Regions from separate parts of the Homo sapiens genome. Here region 1 is linked to region 2. Evidence: chromatin loops called from intact Hi-C (ENCODE). Cell type or tissue: Caco-2. All regions are shown on one strand.

Region 1 (8,000 bases), 67 kb before region 2:
ACACACACACACACACACATATACAGTTTGTTAATAATTTTAATGTGCAGTTCTTTAATTTATCTGGGACTTCCTATTGTGCACATTACAAGGTAGATGCCCGATTTTATCCTTTTGCATGTAGATAGTGATTTCTGCCATAGCTCAAAGTGTCTCTAGACTCCAAGTGGCTCCCCTATAGGACTAAGGCTCTCTGAACTTGAGTCGGTCTAGCCTGGGCAGGAAGGTGGGCTGCCGAGGAAGCAGTTCCCTCCCCCGTCCTTCCTCCCTTTCCATTTATTGTATCCAGCGACAGCCAGTGTTGGAGGCTCCTCCACTCAGACAGCAGGGGAGCAAGAGGGCTGCCGAGAGAGCTGTGAACACTACATCACTTGAACACAGCATTACGGGAATGGTCAGAGCCTGAGCTACAGTTGTCCTGGGAACGCAGTAACTTATGTGCCCAGAGAAATCATTTTCCTGGAAGATGCATTTTAGGCAGCACGGAGGCTCAGGTGACCCTTATATCATCTGGTCACAGGTTTCTGTGGATTTACACATGCTGGCTTCCCACAACAGAAAGAAATCTAATTACCGGTGGAATAACTTACAGGTAAGGGGACCTCCAGTGGGCGCCCAGCCTGGCTGTAAATCCTCAGAGCTAGATCCTGAGGAAAGTGAGCTGGTGCTCGGACCTGGACACCTCGCAGCTCAGAGGACAGCCACCACCTCGAACCCGGGGCTGGGTGGGAGAGCAAATGGGTGGCAGAGCACATGTGGGTTTCCAGGGCTTGGAAAGGTAAAGAACATCAGACTGGGCCTCCAAATGCCTGGGCTCTTTCTGCTACTAACTGCCAGGATGACCATAGCTTCTCATTTAACATATTTTCTCAGTTTCCCTGTGCTAGATTATTGGTTAGCAGGTATTAAGCCACATCCCAGGGGCCATGTGATATACTTTAAATACATATCCCCAGTTTGCACAACAGCCCTGGAAAATGAGAATTAGGATTCCCATTTGACATATGTAGAAACAAGATCCGAGAGGTCAAGTGGATTCGTTCAGAGTGACTTTGGAAGAAAGTGGCAGAGCTAAAATTGCAATCCTCTCACCCAAGCCTCACACTGCAGCGTGTTCCACAGGATCCATGTTTGTGAGTGTGGTGGGCAGGGCCCTGTGCTGCTGGGGGACCTTAGAATGTGCATGAGGAAGCTTCCCTGGGCCTCTCACAAAGACCTTGGGGTGACTCCCAGGACTTCTCCCTTCCTTGGCCTCGGCGTGGCCTTCGCTCCAGTGACACGTATACAAGGCAGCCGTGGCCTGGTCTGCACAGTTGCCCGGCATCCTGCTCCAAGGCCTTCTGCCATGCCAAGAACCACATCCTTCTCTGGCTATGCGTAAAGATGAGAGGGCCGGGCACGGTGGCTCATGCCTATAATCCCAACGCTTTGGGAGGCCAAGGTGGGCAGATCATGAGGTCAGGAGTTCGAGACCAGCCTGGCCAACAAAGTGAAACCCTGTCTCTACTAAAGATACAAAAAATTAGCCGGACATGGGGTCATACGCCTGTAATCCCAGCTACCTGGGAGGCTGAGGCAGGAGAATCGCTTGAACCCTGGAGGTGGAGGTTGCAGTGAGCCGAGATCGCGCCATTGCACTCTAGCCTGGGCTATAGAGAAGAGACTCCATCTAAAAAAAAAAAAAAAAATGAAGAGAGTACGCAGGCCTGCCCAAACAGCCCAAACATTGGCAGGGGCCAGGGAAATTGACAAATGGGGACCACATACCATGTGTCTACATGTGTGAGTTACCACTCAGGCTGCCATCTCATAACACATGATGTTCTGCTGCTACCTTGACCCACAAATACCTTCATAACAATTTTAAAGGATGAATAAAGTTGTGGTTTTTAGATACGACTGAAAGTCTTAGCAATATCAAAGATGGATTCAATTATTGTACATGTCTGTGCAGCCCATTGATGGATGGGCTGTTGATATTTGGATGAGTAATAAAATAGAGACATAATCCATATATTATTTCATATTAATATACACTTTTTGCCTTCATTTTAGCAAAGTCTTCAAGTACATTAATCCTTACAAAACTTTGTTCCATTGATAATAATTGTCAAAGATTTAAAAATAAAGTATAACTGTATTCAAAGAGAATAAACTGTGATTATACTTTTATTTTTTAAATATCTTAAAGTTATGTACAAATTGAATATTTTTCAAATATGATTTCAGCAAGTTATTTTTCTTCTAAAATATTCTAAATTGCTATAAAAAGCAAAATATAAATCATAATTAATGGATATGAATATTTTTAACCAAAGGTACTTAAAGCTGAAACAAACATTTAAAATTAGATATTAAATATTTTTATACAAATAAAAATTTACAATTCTAGTATTCAATATATGTTTGCCAATGTTACACTTTACACGTCACGTCTTGAGCTGCATACATAGTAATTTAAGAGTAATACGAATCATTGATTATTGCAAAATATGCCTCAGCATCCATATGCAAGTGTTGTGAATTCTGTGTTCATTCTTATCTCCAGAACCAGGAATTAGAACATGCAGAGAAGCAAGAAAATGAATGTTTGGCACTACTGGGAAACAATAATTTGTTATACAAGAATCTATTGCATTCAAGCTGAGAGGAAGGATTTGACAAACTCATTAATTTGCCTTTTCTCTTACCCAAGCACTTCTGCTCAAATTCTCCCTGTTCTCCGAAGCAGTGTCTCTGAGGCTGTTGGAGTGAACAACACACAGCCTTCATGGTGTTTGATGCAGTTTTCCAGGACCCAAGGCAAGAAATGTGCGGAAGGGTTTCCCTGGGGTCTGAATGGTCATAGTCATGAGAGCTGGTCCTTAGAGTTGCAGGTTGTGCTGGGCTAGCATTGAGCTTCAGATTCTAAGTGTCGAGGCAGCCATGCGTTCTTTAGTGTGTGTGTGTGTGTGTGTGTGTGTGTGTGTGTGTGTGTGTGTGTGTGTGTGTGTGTGATATGCAGGGGCCTCTAAAGTATAAAGTGCAAAGCACAAGCTCCTCTATTCAGTGGCTCCCAGTGGTGTGGAAAAACAGAGGGTTCAGAGGAGGGTTGGGGTCCCCAAGACCACACCTAGGTTTGACATTTCTTTGGAGGACTCAGGAGACTCAGCAAAGAGTCACACTCATGGCTATGATTTATTATACCAAAAAGATACAGCGCCAAATCCCCAAAGAGAAAGGCCCTTGGGGCAAAGTCTAGAGGAAACCAGGAATAAGTTTCCAAGAATCCTCTCCCAGGGAGTTGCACAAGACAAGCTTAATTCTTCTAGCAAGGAGTAGTGAGAACACATGTCAAATGTCTACCAAGGAAGCTCATTAAAGACTCTGTGCCCAGGGTTTCTGTTGCCACTAGAGGGGGAGCTGGTTACATAGGCACCCCTATGTCCAGCACATACCGCAATTCCAGACTCTCAGAAGGACAGCGCTGTTCCACATAAAGCATATTGTTGGGACAGCTTAGGCACAGTGAGCCATTCTTATTAGGGAATGGTGGAAACCCTCCTGAAATCCAAGTTCCCAGATGCCAGCCAAGGGCCAACCTTTCAAAGCAGGCCTTTCCAAGGAGATCAGTCTCAGGCAGCTATGGTGACTCTCTGAACAAGAAGTAACTGGGGTTAAAGGTGGAGGAAGGAGAGCCCTTTTAATTTCATCCACCTTTTAAATTCCATTTCCTGAGGCAGAGGTGAAAGCCGTTGGCCTGAGCAGAATGAGCATTGGAGACCAGCTTCTGGCCTCACACAGATCCATCCAAGCTGTCACGTGCAGTCTGATGTGTTCATTTTCACCTGGAATAACATCTGCTGTGTACAACGTAGACCGTAATTTATTTATCTAGTCTCCTAGAGGATACTAACAGTATGACAGCATTTTTATTAAGCAAACCTAAACAATATGCTGTTTAAGAACGTCATAGGTGGTTATTTTTAAATGCAAGGGAATTCAGAGTAACTCTTATCTGAGGAAGGGAGGGAGCCATGGGCTGAGATCAGAGAGGAGCACACAGTTATTAGTAATGTTCTTAAGGTGGGCAGTGAGTTCACAAGTTGACTTTATAATTATAGTTCAGGCCGGGCATGGTGACTCACACCTATAATCCCAGCACTTTGGGAGGCCAAGGTAGGTGGATCACCTGAGGTCAGGAGTTCAAGATGAGCCTGAGCAACATGGTGAAACCCCATCTCCACTAAAAGTACAAAAATTAGTCAGACATGGTGGGACGTGCCTGTAGTCCCAGCTACTCTGGAAGCTGAGGAAAGAGAATCTTTGAACCCAGGAGGTGGAGGCTGCAGTGAGCCAAGTTCGCACCATCGCACTACAGCCTGAGCAATAGAGGGAGACTCCACCTCAAAAAACATAAAATAAAATAATTATAGTTCATAATTTTACATAAGTGATGAATACATATGTTCTTTCAAATGTACCAAAAATATGCACTAAAGCATTTTAACTTTTTTTTTTTTTTTTTGAGACAGAGTTTTGCTCTGTGGCCAGGCTGGAGTTCAGTGGCACAATCTTGGCTCACTGCAACCTCCACCTCCCAGGTTCAAGTGATTCTCCTGCCTCAGCCTCCCGAGTAGCTGGGACTACAAGTGTGTGCCACCATGCCCAGCTAATTTTTGTATTTTTAGTAGAGACAGTGTTTCACCATGTTGGCCAGGATGGTCTCAATCTCTTGACCTTGTGATCTGCCCACCTTGGCCTCCCAAAGTACTGGGATTACAGGTGTGAGCCACCGCACCCGGCCGGCATTTTAACTTTTTAAAATTTACCATCTGGGTAATGGTGAGGTGCCCTTCCTAACTATGGAATTCTCAGGGCTGGCTACCATCAAAACTAACAAACATTATAATTTAATTGACATAGAAACCCATTATCATCTCCAATCAAGTGACATCAAGCTTAATATTTTTTATTACTGGCTGCTCATTTTTCTCACTGAGGATCTCATTTTGTGAATGAATTCAATTTTGTGAATCAACTCAATTTTATTACTCAATATTTTATTGTTTAATTCTTAGGGGAATAACATTATTTCATTTTCAGTATCTTTATTTTTACAGTTATGCTTTATTTATGATAAATGACTCTGGTCTTCTATTTATGGTAGAGATGCAAATGCTTCCTTTTAAAATAAGTTTACACAAGCTAAAAGTTGAGACAAATTAAATACAAACATTAATCAAATGATAGCACAAGCAGTATAGGAATGTGACGATAGTTGTCAAAGAGTTGAACGAAAGTGCTGGACAACACTGGCTGGTATGCAAATATCTAGCATCCAAGTTATCTTTGCTAGATCCAATGGGGGGCCAGAGAGTTACAAAGATGTGTATGTGTGTGCTTGTGTGCGTGTAACGTGATCTTTTTCCTCAGAGAGTTTCCACCTAGGAAAGCAACACACTTACCAATAAGGAAACAGTCACCGGTAAGGCCTCAGTGTCAGTGCCTGCAGGAGGCACATGTCAACCTGAAATCGGGAAAGGGCCAGGCTTTTAAGAAGACAGGTGTGAAGCTACAAGTCACAGTGCCTTTCAAAACTCTTCCTAAATATTAGGCTGCAACCAACCCTAGCACTTCCAAGAGTACAAACTTATGGAGTATAAACCAGTTGGCATCACTGGTTTATGGTACTGTATAGGCGTTTCTAATTTTAAAATAAGCCAGCAACATCTGGCAGGATGTAGTAGGGGGCTGTCCCATCTCTGTGCTGTGTATGTCAGGGCTTGCGGAGAAAGGCCCTACGAAGCACGTCCATCCTACCTGCCTATAGAAACGAAGAGCACCGTTCACCAGCTATGAACCACATGTCAAACACACAGACATACATAGTATGTGATGATCATGCTATGTAATGATACCAAGCTCTAAGAGGTAAAGAGCTCAGGAAAGGGATAGTTCACCCTGCAGGAGACTGAATCCGAAAAGGCTCATTAGTCATTATGATTCCTATTGCCTAAAACAGTGCCTAGCACATAGTAGATACTCAACTGATACTTGTTGTAGTAGCGAGTAGGGAAGTGGAAGGATTAAGCTGGCCATGATGAGAGGCTGAATAACGGTCCCCCCAAAGATCCATGTCCCCATCCCTTTCATGGAGCCTATAACTACTACTTTACATGGGAAAAGGGATTTTTCAGATGTGATTAAGTTAAGGCTTCTGAGATGGGGAGATTACCCTGGATTATCCAGATGGGCTCCTAATGTAATTATAAGTATCTTATAAGAGGGAAGCAGGGGAAGATTTCACTACAGGGAGAAGAAAAGGCAATATGACCACTGAGGCAGAGACTGGAGTGATGTGGCCACAAGCCAAGAAATGCCTGCAGCCCTGAGAAGCTGGAAGAGGCCAGGAAAGAGAATTCTCCCTGGGAGCCTCCCAAGGAATCACAGCCCTGCTGCCACCTTGATCTAGGCCTATAAGACTCAGTGTGGATTTTTGGCCACAGAACTGTAAGAGAATAAGTTTCCGTTGTTTTAAGCCACCAAGTTCGTGGTGATTTGTTACAACAGTACAGGAGGCAAAAGCAGCCACGATCTGGGAAGAAGGTAGAGTGAGAGGGAGCTGTGAAAGCTGTCTGGGCAATGCCAAGGACATTAGAGAGCCTAGGGGTTTTGAGCTGAGGCCTCCTAAGATGCAAACAGAGCTTGAGAAAAATGAATCTGTCTTGGCTGTGCAGAATGGATCAAAGGTGGAGAAGCCAGAGGCAGGGAGCTCTGTCAGGAGGTTCTTAAACAGTTCAGAATCACAGGGCTAGAGACAGGCCCCGGGATTAGCGGTGGAAAGGAGAGAAGGAGACCAGTACAAAAGAAATTTCAAAGGCAAAATTGATGGCGCTTAGTGAAAGGCTGAATATAGCAGATGAAGGAGAAATTTCTTCCAGCTGTTAGAGCAGACACCGGCAGAGAGAGGGAAATTGCGGCAAAGGGGGAGACATTTCTAAATGTTTCTAACAATGTTGAGCGGGTTAGTCTAAACTATAGCAGTGCCATGAACTGAGCTGCTCGAAGAGTTGGAGAAACAACTCATGGATCAACCCTTTTTATGGCTGGCCGCCGATGGCAAGAGGAAAATACTAGTGCCTGGGCTCCTTGTTATAAAGTGTGGAAGAATTCTTTCCAGAATTCTTTCCTCCCTTGACCTCTCCTCCCAAGGCCTCGATTTTCAGTGTGGAGGTGGGCAGGGGAATGGAGTGGAAGAGAAGGAGAGGAGTACAGATAGAAAGTAAAAAGGGAGGAAAAAACAATAGCATGGGTCAAACATGGCATAGACATATCCCAGCTGCCCTCTTGCCCAGGCGCTGACCAGTCTCAACAAGCCCGTCAGAATGAGGTCGACGCCTTCACAGCTCCATCGGCAGAGCCCTCTCACTGGGTGCCACTTCCATCCCTGTAGACCTTGAGCGTAAACAACCTTCTTGCCAGAAATGCAAGTGGATTCCGGCATGGTGGAGGACTGCAGAGCAAGGAGAAGTCAGTGGATTGAGCAGGAATTGAACTTGAAACATCTAATTTAGGGTGTATCCTAAAACCAAGCACTACCCACAGCAGGGAGCACTGCCCCAGAATAGTAATCCGTCAACCCTAGAAGCCATCTCCAGAGATCTGGGCTACAGATTGGGAGAATGTGAATCACAACAGTGCCCTGCCCCATGCACTCTGTGATCACCGGCCCCCAATGGGGAATTCTGCCACAATGCCTCCACCAACTATATCGAGAAATTTTCTAAGAAGGCCACAGCTCTGAAGCCTGCCTTTGTGCAGGAGCTGTCGAGTCTCATGGTTCAGCTTGGCTTGGTAAGGGGGAGAGAAAAGGGAAAGAGTTCCCTGCATTTACCACTAGTTATTTACTGTGCATCTCCTGTGTGTCAGGCACCTGCTAGATGCTTAGAATACTCAGTAAATAAGACAAGCCCAGCCCCTGTCCCCATGATGCTGATAAATATTATCAAAAGCAGCCT
Region 2 (8,000 bases):
TTGCATGACATACACACACAGCAGTAACTTGCATGACATACACACACAGCAGTAACTTGCATGATACACACACAGCAGTAACTCACATGATAACACACGCAGCAGTAACTCGCATGATACACACACACAGCAATAACTTGCATGACACACACACAGCAGTAACTCACATGATACACACCCAGCAGTAACTTGCATGACACACACAGCAGTAACTCACATGATAACACACACGGCAGTAACTTGCATGACACACACAGCAGTAACTTGCATGACACACACACAGCAGTAACTCGCATGATAACACATGCTGTATGCACTTCATTTCCTTCTTGTCTCTCGTCTCCACTCCTTCAACCATTTCCTTTCTTAAAAAACTATTTGCACTTACATCCTTCTCTCAGGTTTTATGTCTGGTGGGACTCAAACTAAGACAATGCAATAGCTACAAAAGTAAATTCTAGGAACCTGGAGACATAGTAGTACAGTGAATAATTGGATAGGCTTTATAGTCAAACCATCTATGCTTGCATACACCACTAGTGTGTAAATATTTAATATTCAAACAATTGTTGTATATAAACTTTAGGAAGTAGATTTCAAGAAAGGCAGAACTGGAAACTCTAGAAAAAGGAAGATGACTCAAGAAGGAGAGGGGACTTGTTAAAAGTCTGAGAATAGACAAATAATTCATTCGTCAGAGGTAACCACAGAAATACAGTGACTTCCCAGGACAGGTGTTTAAAGGACAAAGGGCAGAGGGAGTAGTCATGAGCCAGACAGAGAACAAAGGCCCCCTGCCCCAGCCTGCAAGATGCTGGGGAGACCAAGCCCCAGAATGCGCTGCAGCTTGCAGATATCCCAAGGACAATAGAAAGAGCTTTGTTAAAGTATGCCCCAAACAAAACAGAGAGGGAGAAAGGGACACACTGGCGCTTGGAGCGGAGTGTGCTGTTCACGGGTGATGGAGAAAAAACTGAACTATTCAACTCCCGTCTTACTCCTGTCTTTCCCATCAAAGCAAACGATTTAAAACATAAAAGGTGAAGACAAACAGAGTTAAGAGGAAATCAGCAGTCAGCTAAAATCCCAGCAGGCTCTCTGGCTTCGCAAGTTTCCTAGACTGGTAGACAGACATGCGGGTGAGCCAAGGAGGCTGGGCTTGGGCTCAGACGCTGACAAGCTCTCTTGGTCAGCGGGGCAAGTGATAACCAGAAGTGGGCTGCAGGCTCTGGCCTCAGCCCCAGTGTGTTTTCCAAGAAACTGAATGAAGATACTAAACACAGGGCTTATCACAGAGATGCCTCCAAACCAGCGGGTCTCAACAAGGGTGATTTTGCCTCCCCAACAAGGGAAACTTTGGCAATGTCTAGAGACCAATTTTGGTAATTGCAACAAGGCTATGGTGGGGGTGCTACTGCTATCTAGAGAGTAGAGCCCAGGGATGTGGCTGAACTTCCTGCAAGGCACAGGGCAGGTCCCATGACAAAAAATTATCTGACCCAAGATGTCAGTAGTGCCAAGATTGAGAAGCCCTACTCTGAGAAACCCCCCTCAAGAGATGGCTGTTGAGTGAATTAATGAGACGTTGAGCATCCACTATGTGTCCTGAGAAAGCACAGATGACTAAGACACATTCTCTCCGCTCACGAGCTCATACTTTCTTCCAAGAAACAGATACAAGTGGCTGTGTTACAGTATACAACATGCTTTAATGGAAACGCTATGGGAGCAGAGACCAAAGAACCACTGATCCCACTAAGCAAGGCATGATTTGAGCTGGGTCCTGATAAACAAATGGAAGTTTGGCAGAAACACAAAGTGGGGATGAAGGGCGGATGGAGGCATTAAATGTGCCTGGTGTGTTGGGGACACCTCCTCTTAAGGAGAAGCAGCTGGAGGGGGGCTGGGGAGGCGCTGGATGCTGCGGTAAGGCCTTGGCTCTGTCTCACAGGCACAGGGTTCAAGAAGGTTAAGCAGAGGGTAACACAGTCAGATCTATTTCTTTAAAATAAGAATATATTAGGGCCCGGTGTGGTGGCTCACGCCTGTAATCCCAGCACTTTGAGAGGCCGAGGTGGGCGGATCACGAGGTCAGGAGTTCGAGACCAGCCTGACCAACATTGTGAAACCCTGTCTCTACTAAAAATAACAACAACAACACAAATTAGCTGGGCATGGTGGTGGGCACCTGTAATCCCAGCTACTCAGGAGGCTGAAGCAGGAGAATCACTTGAACCTAGGAGGCAGAGGTTGCAGTGAGCTGAGATCGTGCCACTGCACTCCAGCCTTGGTGACAGAGCGAGACTCTGTCTCAAAAAAAAAAGAATATATTTATTATCTCTGGTTTAAAAAAAAAAAAACTTCCCTCCAACAAATAATTAGCATAACAATCACCTTTGTAAATCCGCCATGATGACCTCACACCAAAACACAGTGGAATATGCTGGAACCTTGGAGAGCACGCCAAAACACTACTCTGTCCACCCTCACGCACCCCTCCCTTGCCCTGTGCATGTGCCAGATGTTTTGTGTACAATTTAATAATTTTTACTAAATTCGTGGAGTTGTACCACCATCGCCATCATCCAGTTTTAGAACATTTCTGTCACCCCAAAGAGTCCCCATGTGCATTTGCACTCAATCCCTATTCCTACCCCCAGCCCCTGGCAACCACGAAGCTGCTTTCTGTCTCCATCGATTCACCACTTCTTGACATTTCCTATAAATGGAATCATACAATATGTGGTCTTTGGCCTCTGGCCTCTCTCACTTAGCATGACGTTTTTGAGGTTCGTTGTGTGGTAGCATGAATCAGTGGTGTGTTCCTTTTTATTGCTGAATGATATGTCAGTCAGATGTCTATTTAAAAGACTATGCTGGTTATAGAATGAAAGATGGGGTAGGAGGAGGAAGAAAGTAGAGGCCAAGAGACCAGTTAGGAGACACTGGTTGTTGTTCAGGCCGAGACAAAGAAGGTGTGAGTTGGTAGAGAGGCTGTGGGCATGAAGAGAGAGGACTGGGTGGGAGGTTACAGGTCTGGGAGCAATTAGTGTACAATAGGACCATTGGGGAGGCTTGACCAGAGGCCAGGAGCTACATAGGGAAAGTGAGAAGCCCAGGAGAGGTCTGAATTCCCACAGGGCTAAGAAACAGGACCTGAGCTGATTGCACCTCTGGGCAGATTCATACCTGGCTGAAGGAACAGAGTGCTCTAAGGACCCACCAGCCCTGCGGACCCTCCTGGTGGTCTGCTGCCAGGCTGGCTCCTTGGGCTATTGGGATGAAGATAATGAGAACATGTTTGTCAACTGTGCAGGTGACACAAATCTGGAAAGAACAGCAAATTTGGGATAACAATGTTCAAAAACATCTTGGCGGGCTCCAGTGATGGGCTGTGGCAAAATCTGGGCAGCTCCACGGGGGTGAGACCTAGTGGATTATGAGTCTTCTGGTTACCTGTCTGTCTTCCTAGGATGCTGTGAGCTTTGTGAGAACAAGAACAGTGTCTGCAGGACACAAGGAGTGTCATCTGAAAAGGACCCCAACAACTTGCTCTGGGTCTCAGCTCTGGGGGTTTCCCCAATAAAACCTGATCCCTAACCCATACTGTATGATGTGCAGAAATTTATCCCAAGCCCTGGTAACTCAACAGGTGGTCATCACAATAGTGACATCTTCTTCTTCGTATCCATTTATCAAACCAACTGTCATGCCAGCCCATGGACAACAGAAGGCACAGACCCCTTGGATGATGGGCACCTTCACTAAACAGAGTCAGCTCAGATTTCCAAATACAAGTATTAAGCAGGGGCCCCATTACTGCACTCTGTTTACGGTGTCCTCATTCTTGGAAACTGGAAATTCTGATAACATTTACTGCACTGTCTAATGATATAACTAGCATATGCTCTCTGAGGCAGATCTGGAAAATATAAGCAAGATTAACTTTTTGATTAATCTCTCTCTCAATACAGAATACATGCTCAGCATATTCATTCATTCATCCATACACATAGGTACACAGACACACACACACACAAACACATACACACCACAGATTCTTTCTACATATTTGGGATCAACAGTTTGGCTTTTAGTTTCAAATTAAAAACATTTTTCTGTCCTTAAGACTCTTTGAAAACAGTCTGTGCACTCAGGGCATCACACCCCACCCTATGCAGGTTCCATGACTGATGTGCCCATTCCCCTCTCATTGCCGTGTAGGTGGTTTTGGATTTGGGGATTGGCTTTGGTAAGCCTAAGTCTGCAACCAGTACATCGGCTGTGTCTCTCACGTGAGCCCATGAGTCCTTCCCCCTTTAAGCAACCTTCTCTCAGAACCTGCAATCCTTCCTCTTCTGGTCCCCTTGCTCCTGGGTGTGTGTGTAACTTCCCTCTGTTCCTCACCTCAAGGGCAAGTTATGCCCTAGCCCCCTGCTTCCCCCTGGCCAGCTAGCTTCTGTGACTTCACATCTTCACAGTCCTGCGAGACCACAAAAAAGATCCTTCCTGGCTCTCTCCTGCCATCTCCTGCCCACTCACATCTCTAGCTCCCTGGCTGAAGCAGTACAGTGCTCGAATGAATTAGAAAAGCAGGACAAACCTAAATCCATGTGAAAACATGCAATAGGTTTCATTGTAAAGTCCCATGGTTGCTTTGTTCTCAGCTATCTGCATATGACATTATGACAAGCCTGATTTAGCATCTGGAAAGAGACCTAGAGGCATAATTGGTTAATAAGCTAAAGAAGAATCAATAGTGGAATGTGGCTGTCAAAAGAGAAAGTTAGGCTGGGCGCGGTGGCTCACACCTGTAATCACAGCACTTTGGAAGGCGGGTGGATCTCGAGGTCAAGAGATCGAGACCATCCTGGCCAATATGGTGAAACCCCATCTCTACTAAAAATACAAAAATTAGCTGGGTGTGGTGGCGGGCACCTGTAGTCCCAGCTACTTGGGAGGCTGAGCCAGGAGAATCGCTTGAACCTGGGAGACAGAGGTTACAGTGAACCGAGATCATGCCACTGCACTCCAGCCTGGCGACAGAGCGAGACTCCATCTCAAAAAAAAAAAAAAAAAAAAAAAGAAAAGAAAATTAATGCCATGCCACTCACAGCCACCTTCGTGTACCATGTTCGGGCTCAGGACCAATAGGGAAGGCACAGGAAGGCAGATTTCTGGTCAAAATTAAGAAAAGGCTTTGTAAAAGGGGTTGACTGATGAAACGGACTGGCAGTGAGTTGCCCACCACTGGCGATGTACATGAAAATATGGTATTCATTATGCACCAAGATTTTCTTGCTTCCCACATAAATGTATGACCCACACTTCTTAAGAAGTGACTACAGAAAGAGAATACCTAAACAGTCTATGGGAAATGTGAGCTCTGGCTTCTGTGTGAACCTCGGAAGACTGCAGTGAGGTGTGTGGTTGCTCCCTGAGGCGGGTCTTGAACAGGCCCCCAAGGAGTGCTTTCACCAGCGCTTGGGACTTGACAGAGGGAGGCAGCATTTGATCTCATTAACTAGGACAATCACAGGTGGGGGCACAGCGTCCTCCACTCTTCCTGAGCCCTGGGCTAGGAGAGGCCAAGGCCCTATCCCCAACCCTCACGTGGCCCATGATGTTTTGCTGCAGCCCCTGCACTGTCTGTGCCCAGATGAGCCCCAGCAACTCCAGCAGATACTCACTTATCACTCATTCAACACACGTTTCCATCCTCTGGCCTGTTGCGGAGAATGGTTTGCAAGGGTGGTACACTCCTAGGTATACCTAAGAAAATGGTTCCATTTACCTTGGGGAGAGGCATCAAGAAAGCAAAGTCTTACTGGGTCAAGGCAGCGGACGTGTGAGAGGGTGTGTCTGCCAGAGAAAACAGCAAGTGCAAAGGTGCGGGAAGTGGAGGGCCTTGGGACAGGGCTTGGGGAGGAAAGCATACAATGTGGCCAGTAGCTTGGCTGGTTGGGGCTGAATGGGGGTGAAACGTGAAGCTGGGGAGGCAGATGGGGTTCAGAAAAAGAACAGCCATGCTAAGAAATGGGTTTTAATCTCCAGGCCGTGGGGAGCCGCTGAAGGAATGTAAAGAAGGTAATGATGGAAGCAGATTTTCATTTTCAAAAGACAATCTGGTAACACTTCACAGTGAAGTGGAGAATGGATTGAAGCAAAAGAGGCTAGACACAGGATGGCCAACTGAGGGGAGACTGTAGACATTCACATGAAAAGTGCCCGGTACCTTCACTAAAGCAGTGTGGTTTGGGAGGAGAAAGAGGGAAGGCTTCTATCTAGAAATATTGCAGCATGGTTACAAGTGGGTATACAGAGCAGGATGGATTCGGGTGGACTCCCATGCTTTCTGACTTAGGCAACTTCATAGATGGTAAAGTTATTTCCCGAGGCAGGGCAGTGATGATTTCAGATGTTGTCTTGTTGCCCTTGCTTATGGGAATATATGTCTTGATTTGGATTAGAAACCAATAATGTCCATGCAACATATATGATATTTCTCAAGAGTGTTGGATGCCACGTATCTGAGCCATTTCCTTGGTTTAAAAATTTCCTGCATGGTAAGGCCAGACAGGAAGCTTGCTTTACCTGGATTCCTTGCATGTGGTTGTCCTGGGTTCAGCCAATCAGCTACTCCTGTCCTGGACTTTAAAAAAGGACATGGCGACATGAAGAAGCAAGAGCCATGAGACTCTCTAGCAGGGGCAGGGGCTGCATCATCATGGAGTTTTGGGCCTCAGGGCTGCCACATTAGCAGTGTCCTCCTGCATCAAGTCACAGTGGTGCCAACAGTAGCTGCAGTCTTCTCACTCAACCAGGCCTGTGGCATCATTCAAGTAGCCCCTGAGCCTAGTACTCCAGCCCTTCTGGTAAATCTGTAAGCTCCCATGCAATCTTTCAAAAACTATTTTTTCTCCCTAAATTAGCCAGAATTGGTTTCTGTTACTTGTAATTAAGAACCTTCAATGTTACAGACATTGAAACCAGGAGTAGTTGTAGGCAACAGATCCTGAGGGAAGTGGGGAAATTGTGGCAGGGTTTGAGGAGGTGAAGGCTGTGAAACTCTAATATTAAGCAATGGGATTCTGGCAGTCCATGCATACAGAGAAGAAACAGTAGATTAAATTATCACCACTTTATACTTAGAATGAAGTACTGATTGAAGACAAGGCTGTAGGGTACTGTGATAGGCAGGATTATGGCCCCCAAAGATCTCACACCTTAAACTCTGGGACTGGGAATACGATGCGGTATCATTCCCATAAATATGTTACCTTGCATGGTGAAAGAGACTCTGCAGGTGTAATAAAGTTTGCTAATCAGCCAACCATAAAATAGAGAGATTATCCTGGATTATCTAGGTGGGCCCAGTATAATCAGATGAGCCCTTAAAGCAGAAGAACAGGGCAAACCAGAGACGTTGGATGCCCAGGAAGGGTTTGATGTGTCATTGCTGGCTTGAAGACAGAGGGGCCACGTGTCAAGGAAGGGGACCCCAGTCCTACGACCATGAGGAACTGAATTCTGGCAACAACTGAATGAATTTGGGAGTGGATTCTTCCCCCAAAGCCTCCAAAAAGAAACACAGCCCTGCCGACTCCTTGGTTTCAATGTTGTGAGAGCCTGAGCAGTGGACTCAGTCACATTGTACCATACCCCTTACCTACAGAACTATGAGATGATAAGTGAGTGTTGTTTTAAGCCACTGAGCCTATGGTGATTTGTTATGCAGACATAGAAAACAAATACAGGTACTAGGGAGGGGTCATTGTCAGAGAAGAGATGAAAAGCCTGAAGAATTCAAGGACTGTGGGGTGGGTGGTTCCTTCTAAGGGCAATGACCAGGTGAAAGAAAGGACAAAAGTTCTGATTCCTGAGTTCTTGGTCTAATGGGCTCCACTTGCCAGTAGCAGTGAACAACCTAAGATATCACACAGCACCTCGTGGAGAAGCTGGTGTTTTTCTATCCTGAAACACACTTGGGCTTGCTTTCA

Evidence for each region. Hi-C counts contacts between places; a loop is a spot of excess contacts. Peaks named below come from ENCODE experiments on the same cell type or tissue, not always from the same donor. Only the 100,000 strongest peaks of a DNase experiment are listed, where the experiment ranks them.
Region 1: it touches region 2 in a loop (16-fold over the local background); 23 of 110 quality-filtered maps call a loop at or near these places.

What each region holds. Positions count from the first base shown.
Region 1 is chr15:70,565,937-70,573,936 of GRCh38, forward strand. LINC02204 (long intergenic non-protein coding RNA 2204) reads right to left here. Exons shown (of 2, transcript NR_135691.1): 2 at 5,022-7,495. Among named protein-coding and RNA genes, the nearest start is that of LINC02204, 17 kb to the right of the region's middle. In Caco-2, CTCF peaks have their summits at 3,413 (motif pointing right) and 3,718; a DNase peak (open chromatin) is centred at 3,405.
Region 2 is chr15:70,632,448-70,640,447 of GRCh38, forward strand. It overlaps SALRNA2 (senescence associated long non-coding RNA 2), which reads left to right and starts at 2,802. Exons shown (of 1, transcript NR_126482.1): 1 at 2,802-4,867. It overlaps LOC107984791 (a long non-coding RNA gene), which reads right to left. Exons shown (of 3, transcript XR_001751595.2): 3 at 2,302-8,000. RefSeq lists an enhancer at 707-1,245 and a silencer at 3,191-3,335. In Caco-2, a CTCF peak has its summit at 4,525 (motif pointing left); DNase peaks (open chromatin) are centred at 814 and 4,504.